Regions from separate parts of the Homo sapiens genome. Here regions 1 and 2 are each linked to region 3. A link is a contact called in ENCODE Hi-C data. All regions are on one chromosome and are shown on one strand. Each heading gives the region's core, a stretch centred on a gene start or an enhancer-like site at or near the end of the contact. The rest is flanking DNA. Distances are from core to core; before and after follow the strand shown. Region 1 overlaps CDKN2B-AS1 (CDKN2B and CDKN2A antisense cis and trans regulatory RNA 1). Region 2 holds the start of IFNA16 (interferon alpha 16). Region 3 overlaps LOC107987026 (a long non-coding RNA gene).

Region 1 (3,424 bases), core at 356-2,855, 340 kb before region 3:
AGAGCATGCACTCTGGCGTCAAACTGCAGAGATTCACATTCCAGCTCCATCATATGGTAGCTGTGCGACCTTGAGAAAGTTACTTAACTTCACTTCTTATGTCTGGATTCTTCATCTGTAAAATAGAAATGATAATAGTACCTATCTCACAGGATTGTTGTGAGGATTAAATGAGATAGTGTGTATAAATTGTTTATCACCAGCTTATAGTATGTGCACAAGAAATGCTAGCTAAGGTTATTATTATAATTTCCGTTTTGCAGATTAGGACCCTAAGCCCTAAAGAGGGTCAGTAACTTATCCCAGGTCACACAGTTAGTTATGAGTTAACTTTTTTTTTTTTAATTTAAGGCTGCTTATTGCAAAGCCTGTGCTTTTTTGCTAAACCATCTCTTTTTCTGTTACGTATGTCCTAAGTAAAAATCCTTATTTTTTCCTTCGATGGCTGTAACAATTAGCTAGTGACGGTCTACAAGACATCAAGGAGGACCTAAGGAATAAAATACAGCAATCAGGTCTAAAACAAATATATGTTGCTATTTCTTCTTTGTATGCACCATAGTAGTATACTGTATTTCCATTAGAAGTTATGTTAATAAGAAAATTTTTGAATGTTCTTGCTCCAAACATCAGCATATACTTGCATTCTCTTACACTGGGAAGAAAGAAAGTGGTAGAAAGAAGTCATCTGGAAGGTAGCTCTGGCTACGAGTTGGAGGAAAAGGGAAGAGAGAGAAAAACAAGTTATCAGTGGTACACATAGTCAGGGCCAAAACTTTATAAACCAAACAGAATTTCCACAGACCTAATGATCACTGGGAATTATCTGCCAAGCTGCTAGGTGAAACATGCTGAAAAACAGCCTGGGCCTATGGCAAACATGTTTAGCTTTATGATTTTCTTCATCCCCTCTTCTGACTTGCACAATGTTGCCCCCAACTGTCTTCTAAAACTAATCACTCTTTCATGGTCAATGGAAACTTAGAAACCTAGATTCTCAAACGTTTGCTAAAAAAGCCCAGGTCTTTCTAGACATCTGTAGATAGATAAATAACCTAGTGATAAAGAATATACATTCTGTTCAGGTCCATCCTCCAGCTCCGTCCCATATTAATTGTGTGATAATCCAAACTGGTTGTTTTGTGCTAAGATTCCTACTTCCTGCACTTTCAGATTCACATACTCAGAGCTAGAAAACTTTTGAGAGTACAAGGTGATAACTACTGCAAATTCACAGAAGATTACATAAGTATAAATAGTCAACCTAACCTCCCTCTTCCTCTAACATTTTCTCACAAAACTAAAAAGTTTGGAAACTCCTTTTCTTAATGCTGGCGCCAGTTCAGCCACACTCTAGAAGGTATTGGTTTCATGAACTACAATGTGGAATCATCAAAATAAAGGGGCAGGATGAGAAAAAATGACAGCATGGGGCTTTGTGGTGTGTAGATTTAGTTGCTCATACAAGAACCTGGGAGGGGGAACCCCCCAAAAGATTAGTCACTTCATTTTATGTTGAGAACCCAATTCAGGTTAACAAAGTGTTGCCAACAAAGGAGATGAGAAAATGGCAGTATTCACTTGCTCTGGACTGAATAAACAAATGCGGGATTTGTGGGCTGACTAATGTCCTGGGATAAACCAGGCAGTCAGCCAAATTCTACGAGTTTTGATGAAAAGACAGCAAGCCCACACTTTTCTTCATGAAGAGTGCTCTGTGGGAGTATTGATGTCCACATGGGCAGCCTGGGTCTTCAACTTGCCTTAAAGATTCGCCCTTATCCAGCCACAGGAAATTCTCAATGCTTCTGTAATTGAAAACCTAGATCAAATGACAGAAGCTAAATTCCTTCTTCTTGAGAAGTGTTATCTGTCATGCATCTCTTTGTAGAAACGTGTTATCATTGTCCTTTTTTAAGCACTACATTACTCTGAAAATATACAGTTAGGTCACTAAAATGTGACTCTAGCTTTTCATTCATTCATTTCATTCACTGAATGCCTGCTATGCTCTAGGGACCATGTAGGGCTTTGTATATAGAACACTTAATGAGTCAGACATTGAAGCCCCCCATCCAGCCTCGAAATTCCAAGGGCACTGAAAAAAGTAAAATAGTACTTGTAATTTCATTGGGGGAAACTATTAAAATTTGAAATATTTTGGTGAGAGAGGCAATAAGTTTTTCAATTAAGGTCTTAATACAAGGTTGTAGGGAAGTCAGAAATGAGAATGTGGAGTTTCCTTTAATCTGGCCACCAGGATCCCCCACCATGATGTGAGGACCACAGTCATGATTTAACCTCAGGCTAAAATGGATTTTATTACAAACTGTGCAGCTAGTGAAATGTCAAGGGTTGTTTCACAGGATCTTAACTAACACAAGAAAAACTTCCTAGCAGCAGCTGATGCAAACTCCTTTAAATGTATACGTCTAATTTATCTATCCAGATAATAAATATACGTGGTATATGCAGGCTGAAAACAAAATCCCTGGAGTGTTTCGATGTGAGTATAATATACCTAGAAGCAAAAACTTCACTGATATAAAGGATGCATTTTATGAGTCTCCACAAAAATCTCCAACTTTTTATGAAATGTAAGGCCTTCTTAAGTAGTGTTTACTACATACAGCTTTCATAGTTCCTATATGAATACCTACTCTCCATGATTTATCAGCCTTCTAGAGTCCCAGTAGGATGCTGCCAAATTGCAAATTTGGAGAATTAGTTTTAAGAAACATTGTATATAACTGCCTTTGGAAGAAAATTCAGGTAGATTAGCAAAGATTTTAAGCAAGTCCTTTCACAAAAACCTGCAGAATTTCAAGGAGTCTGGGGTTTATGAAATCATCAAATCAATACCAAGTTTAACACATTTATGTTACTCTTATAAGCATAACTCTTTGGGAATAAAGGTATTACAAAAACAAGATTTGGAAAAGGAGGCTAGCTCTTGTTTAATTACTGTGAAGAGCAGAGAATTGAAAGAAAAACTACACACTAGTTGGAAAAGTGCTACTCGGGTTTAAAAAATAGAAAAAGAAAATCTGAGATTGGGATTGGACGATAAGCAGGTAGCAGAAGCAACAAAATGTCTCTTTCATTTTCAGCTCAGGGGGCCCCTTAAAGGAGCAGGCTGAAATGTACAGCCCACAAACCAGAGGAAGGCCTGCACAGGAAGTAGAGTGGAAATTACAGTTGAATGGACTCTGAAACAGGATGAAGCCAGTCCATGTGAGGTTCATGAAAACCAAGTAGACAATATGAACATCCAAGTGTTTCCTTGTGTCATTAACTCAATATTACATTCTGATTTCAAACACCATGGAACCACAGTGAAAAAGCTGCAAAAACGGTAGCCGTTTTTTCAAAACTTCTTTCTGCTGTTTGCTTGTCAGAGCTGATCAGACTCTTCCTTGAGCAC
Region 2 (3,292 bases), core at 131-2,630, 490 kb after region 3:
AGAAAAAATGAGAAACTAGTAAAAACTCCACTTACTAAATAGCTGATTTGCTAAAGCAGACCTCATTCCATTTAAAGACTCAGTATCTATAGGGCCAAGGCAAACTAACTTCTTAGGCAAAAGAAAAGGTAGAGTCAGAGTTCAGGACCACTCTGAAAATTAATTCTTTACATGATAATATATTCTAAGTCACATATGTCTATGTGATACTTCTCCTAAGGGTTCTCGAAGTATAAACTAACCTAACACATTACAATAGTTGGTGATTCTCTAACAACTCTGTCCAACAAAATTTCATTGCTTAATATACATCTCTCTCATTGGATTTTCTGCTGTATCACATGAGAAGCACTGATATTGAGTTCCTGAAGATACACAAAATATTTGCAAGATCAGTGTTACAAACCTATGGCAAATAGAAGACTGTGATAGGAGGACATTCTGTCCATTTTTGCTTGATCTTAAAATCTTATCATAATATGTGGCTTTAACCTGCACACCTTTGGGCTGCCATTGACTATCTTATGGTTATTGCTTATGTTTGATCCTCAGTTCTTCAGGATGTTTTGTAGACTTTGAGAATTCAATGCAAATAGCTTGTATCATATGATTTATTTCTAGTACAGTTATTCAACACATCAATATTTATGTCAAGTGCTGAAAAGAAAAAAGTGTTGGCAATATCTGGATGAATACTGCAGCTAGTAAAGTTTACAAATTATTTTCTCATATTAAGCAAAATTCAAAGCTTCATACACTATGAGAAAAATTTTAAAAAATTATTGATTCATATATTTAGTAGTTTTCAATGATTCAGTATGTAATTACATTCATATTAACGTGTATTTATATAGCTTTTATATTGCATATGTAATTTGATAAAATATAATTTACATTAATGAATTACACTAAAAGTTATTCCAGAAATATACTTATCAAATTAAGTTATATGTCAACAGCTTTTAAACTTAGATTTTAGTTTAACTTTTCTGTCATTCTTAACTTTACATTGAATAAAAAGAGCAAACTTTATAGTTTTTATCTGTGAAGTAGAGGTATACGTAGTATACATAAATAGATATGCCAAATCTGTGTTATTAAAATTTCATGAAGATTCCAATTAGTAAAAAATACCATAAAAGTCTTTGAGTGCAGGGGAAAAATAGGCAATGATGAACAAAATGAAAAACATATGTAAACACATGTAGAGAGTGCATAAAGAAAGCAAAAACAGAGATAGAAAGTAAAACCAGGGCATTTAGAAAATGGAAATTAGTATGTTCACTATTTAAGAACTATGCACAGAGCAAAGTCTTCAGAAAACCTAGAGGCCAAGGTTCAAGTTTACCCATCTCCAGTAGCCTAGCAATATTTGCAACATCCCAATGGCCCTGTCCTTTTCTTTACTGATGGCCGTGCTGGTGCTCAGCTACAAATCCATCTGTTCTCTGGGCTGTGATCTGCCTCAGACTCACAGCCTGGGTAATAGGAGGGCCTTGATACTCCTGGCACAAATGGGAAGAATCTCTCATTTCTCCTGCCTGAAGGACAGATATGATTTCGGATTCCCCCAGGAGGTGTTTGATGGCAACCAGTTCCAGAAGGCTCAAGCCATCTCTGCCTTCCATGAGATGATCCAGCAGACCTTCAATCTCTTCAGCACAAAGGATTCATCTGCTGCTTGGGATGAGACCCTCCTAGACAAATTCTACATTGAACTTTTCCAGCAACTGAATGACCTAGAAGCCTGTGTGACACAGGAGGTTGGGGTGGAAGAGATTGCCCTGATGAATGAGGACTCCATCCTGGCTGTGAGGAAATACTTTCAAAGAATCACTCTTTATCTGATGGGGAAGAAATACAGCCCTTGTGCCTGGGAGGTTGTCAGAGCAGAAATCATGAGATCCTTCTCTTTTTCAACAAACTTGCAAAAAGGATTAAGAAGGAAGGATTGAAAACTCATTCAACATGGAAATGATCCTCATTGATTAATACATCATCTCACACTTTCATGAGTTCTTCCATTTCAAAGACTCACTTCTATAACCACCACAAGTTGAATCAAAATTTTCAAATGTTTTCAGGAGTGTAAAGAAGCATCGTGTTTACCTGTGCAGGCACTAGTCCTTTACAGATGACCATGCTGATGTCTCTATTCATCTATTTATTTAAATATTTATTTATTTAACTATTTTTAAGGTTTAAATCATGTTTTATGTAATATCATGTGTACCTTTACATTTTGCTTAATGTAACAATATATGTTCTTCATATTTAGTTAATATATTAACTTCCTTTTCATTAAATTTTTACTATACAAAATTTCTTGTGTTTGTTTATTTTTTAAGATTAAATACCAAGCCTGACTGTATAACCTGACTTAAAAATAGATGATTTAAGTAAGTTACCTATCATAATTTTATTCAAGTTATAGAAAAATATATTTTTCTATACCACGTTATATGTTGCCTTCAGGATATAAACTTGAACATAAAAAATACAGTTCTTGTTGTCTTGTATCTTTGATTTTTGTCAGGAAATGTTTCTAAAAACAATAATAATGCTGAATTAATATCAGTTATACTAACTGCTGTAATGTGAGGAAGTAAAAAAAAACAATGAATTCCTCTTAGCAGAACATAGATTAAGAAATGTCTGCAAGTAAAAGTAGAGATACTCTCTATAAACTGACTTTCAACATGTAATTGAAAATGTACATTGCAAGTCAGATATATGAGTTTGCAGTTTCCAAGGAATACGATATCTGGAAGTTCATAACTGGCAATGGAAAGGCCTAAAATGAAGGCTGTCATGTGGGGAGCAAGCGGAGAGGGAAAAAAAGACTTAAACTGGATTCTGAGGAACTTCCACTATTAAAGTGGGGGAACAGAAGACACACAAAGAAAACAGAGGTGGAATACCTTATCATTAGAAGGACGAGAGGGAATGATGATAAAATGTATTTAGAAGGAATGATGATAAATGGTGCTGGAAAAACTGGATAGCCATAGGCAGAAAATTGAAACTGGACCACTTCCTTACACCTTATACAAAAATTAACTCAAGATGGATTAAAGACTTAAATGTAAAACCCAAAACCATAAAAACCCTAGAAAAAATGTAGGACACAGGATGGGCAAAGATTTTATGAAGAAATCGACAAAAGCAACTGCAACAAAAGCTAAAACTGACAAATGGCATCTAATTAGAGAACGTATGCACGCAAAAGAAACTATCCATCATCAGAGTGAACAGGCAACCCACAGAATGGGAGAAAATCTTTGCAGCCTAC
Region 3 (3,084 bases), core at 87-2,586:
CTGCTTCTCTGGAGAACTCTGAGTAATACAATGCCTAATGGGCTGTGATGAGCAAGTGAAAGGGTAAAAAAATCTAAGTTACAATAATGAAAGAAACATACACTTAATATATCACAGCAAAATAAACAGATAAGCCAGAATAGAGGTTCTCAAGCCTGACTGCTGCCCAGGGGAGCATTAAAAATATCCTGAGGCATACGCCCTACCCCCACCACTAAGATTCTAACTTATTAGATCTGGGTGGGACCCAGGCATCAGAATATTTAAAGAGCTCCTCAGCTCCCCAAGTAATGCTAATCTGTAGCCTCATGCTATCAATCTTGCAGTAGAAGAATGGCCATACCTTAAGGCTGTTCATAAAGGAATGCTCCTCCGGCCTACGAAGAAATATCTGTAAAAAAAAGTAACTAATTGAAGGAACTTAAAATGAGAAAAATACAGATTATTTTGTATTTTTGTAAGGCAAACTCAATGCTCCATGAGAATACCATTAATTTATTCATTTACTCATTTAAAGTTATTTATTAAGTAGATATGTGCTTAAACTCTAGGCTAGAGTCTGAATGACAAGAAATTCAGTAAAACTGGGTATCTGGCTTTTAGGGGCTCAAAGTTTATTGGTGTAGACAGATACTTAAACAACTACAATAGAATAAATGAAATTCTTCTTTTAAGCAAACATTTATTGAACACTTAGGTGCTAGAGCCATATATGTATGATTTAAAAAAAATCCCCACAATAACTCTCTAAAGTAAATATTATCCCACAGTTAGTAGAAGGTAGACTTAAGATCTACCCAGGCAATCCAGCTCTGGAATCTGTGCTCTTAATCAATGCATAGTATATAATTATGTATAGTATAATCTAGGATTATATAATCCCAAAATTATGAAATTCTTAAGAAAGTTCAGCAGAAGAAGCCATTAGTGTACTTCACAAAGAACACACGATTAACTTTTAGAATGGTAACCTTATTCATTCCTATGATCTTAGGACACTAAGCAAGTTATTTGGGAAATCACAAAAAGTGCTGTGATACTTTGAGCATTGCTGTGCTAAACTGCAAAAAAAATTCTGGGAAACTCTGATTTTGTTGTGTAAGGGTCGTTTTCTGAGCATAGTATGAAATCTTATGGATTATATAATAGTAAAGTAGAAAAACATTTTGGAAAGGACTTCATCTAAATTTCTCATTTTGATATGAGGAGACTGATGCCTAAAGTGGTTAAGTGCAATCATTAAGACTACTCAACAAGTTAGCCGCAGAGCCAAAACAAGAACTCAAGGCTCAGTCTTGGTTTTAAAACTCATGTTCACATAGTGTACCCTCTAGTGGCCACTTTGTGCATGACGACTTAACCTCCCTTATCAAAGTTGAGTGTATCAAGGGTAGGAGTTGACCCACTGGTTCAATCCGACTCTGATTTTTGAAAATTTGGAATTGAGACCAATTGAGAGAAGGCTTTTTTTTTTTTCTTGTTGGTAGAAGGCTGTATTTGTAAAGCATAAGCTCTGAAGCCACAGGCTCCGTATTTTCCACACAAGGAAAGAAGATTTAGAGTGATACTAACTGCAATAGAAGATAAATCTTCAAATCTTAATAGCTTAACGGAATAGGTAGAACTTAACAGATAGCACTTTACTTCTCAGTAACATCAAGTCCATGGTGGAGGAGGGAGGTGTTGATGATAGGGCAGGGGGCATGCAGTTATTCAGGGACCAAGCTCCTTTTATCCTGTGGCTCCTAACCTCCTCCAAGGCTTTAGTTTTCATCATTCTGCCGGTAGATTAGGAGAGATAGAAAGTACAGAATTTCATGGGAGCTTATAGGTCAGAATTTGAAGTGGAAGCCAGAAGTGAGCTACGTGGTTACATCTAATGGCCCATGTGGTCTAGTTACATCCCCAGAAGAAAAAAAAGGAATTTGCTGAACAACCAGCCAATGCCTGCCACGTGGAAGAAACCAGTTGATAGACAGCAAGAGGAATGAACAGATGGACTGAGAGGAAGAGAGGTAAAATGGTGAGAAAATCTCGATGGCTTTCTAGGCTCTGGTGTCAGCCCCTTCCTGAGGCCCCACTGCATCCCTGCAGCTGGATTCTGTAAGACATTTAGGACATTCTGTATCCTTCTAATTCCCCTATTCTGCTTAAACTAGCTGATGCTGGTTTCTGTAGTTTACAACGAAGACAGTCCTAAGAAATACTCACATTCAGGAAGATTGTAACAGCTTGGAAGATACATATGTCTTCAAAATCACCCACAGTGTCTATAGAAATGTACTGTGAGTTTCATTTACTTGTATCTACTTCCGTAATGACATTGGCAGCCTGGAGATTAGTATTTACAATTGTGCTAAACCCCTTCATACAGATGCTGCAGCTTAAGTCAGCATAAAAAAAAGCAAACCAAGACAGTATGAGCAAGCTGCGCCAGAAAGAGTTGGTTATTAAATCACACACATTGATTTATAGCTTCAGTTTGCCTTTACCTAAATGTCTAGTTATTTAACAGCTGTTATGAATCAGCCAGATAGAGGATTAAGAAGGACTGGGGGTTAGGGGAGAAGTCGATGAAAAAATGCTTTAATCTTATGCTACAATAGAGGAACAAGTTGAGTCAGGTATCATGCAGTAATTTGGGTTCTCTGATGCTTCTTAAAGGGGAGTATTGTTCAGCTGGAACGTGAAACAGTGTAACATAGACCAGTAGGCTATGTACATGTTAACCACATCTGTGAGTGAGGTAAGTAATACTGGGTCCCAGGTAGGAAGCAATGTATCAATAAATATTGGAAGTAGCTGGCTCTGTCAAAATGTTCCCACTCTCATTGGCTGTAAATAGATAATTGACTTCAGAAGTTTGTTTGGGAACATTAAAATTTAACAAGAAGTAATATAAGTTAAGACATAGGTGACCAAATAGAAATCAAGGCAGAATTCGGTTAGGGTGGTTCCTTAGCTGATTATGTTTAATCTCCACACCAAAGTCTTGGATAATAATCAGGAAGGATTTACCAAGTGGAAGTATCTCTTTGTAAAAATTTCTTTTACACGAGAATTCATAAAGGCAAAAAAGGACTT

The links. Hi-C counts contacts between places; a loop is a spot of excess contacts on that map. Pooled maps may share reads with other maps.
Region 1: a loop to region 3 is called in a map with no recorded cell type, with 1.9 times the contacts of the local background. The contact joins two enhancer-like sites. A Hi-C loop is called at or near these places in 1 of 168 maps with a recorded cell type or tissue (CD4-positive, alpha-beta T cell) and 4 of 37 single-sample maps with no recorded cell type.
Region 2: a loop to region 3 is called in a pooled map, with 2.4 times the contacts of the local background. The contact joins the promoter of IFNA16 here to the enhancer-like site in region 3. A Hi-C loop is called at or near these places in 4 of 50 pooled maps.

Annotation. Positions count from the first base shown.
Region 1 is chr9:22,050,877-22,054,300 of GRCh38, reverse strand. All of the region lies in intron 6 of CDKN2B-AS1 (CDKN2B and CDKN2A antisense cis and trans regulatory RNA 1), which reads right to left. Among named protein-coding and RNA genes, the nearest start is that of CDKN2B, 43 kb to the right of the region's middle. Within about 2 kb of position 1,605, at least 5 of the 41 ENCODE cell types and tissues checked have a DNase peak (open chromatin) inside an H3K27ac peak, as active enhancers do.
Region 2 is chr9:21,215,399-21,218,690 of GRCh38, reverse strand. It overlaps IFNA16 (interferon alpha 16), which reads left to right and starts at 1,380. Exons shown (of 1, transcript NM_002173.3): 1 at 1,380-2,318. The coding sequence starts at 1,386. The coding sequence ends at 1,955.
Region 3 is chr9:21,707,909-21,710,992 of GRCh38, reverse strand. The region is part of intron 1 of LOC107987026 (a long non-coding RNA gene); the gene reads left to right. Among named protein-coding and RNA genes, the nearest start is that of MTAP, 93 kb to the left of the region's middle. Within about 2 kb of position 1,336, at least 2 of the 41 ENCODE cell types and tissues checked have a DNase peak (open chromatin) inside an H3K27ac peak, as active enhancers do.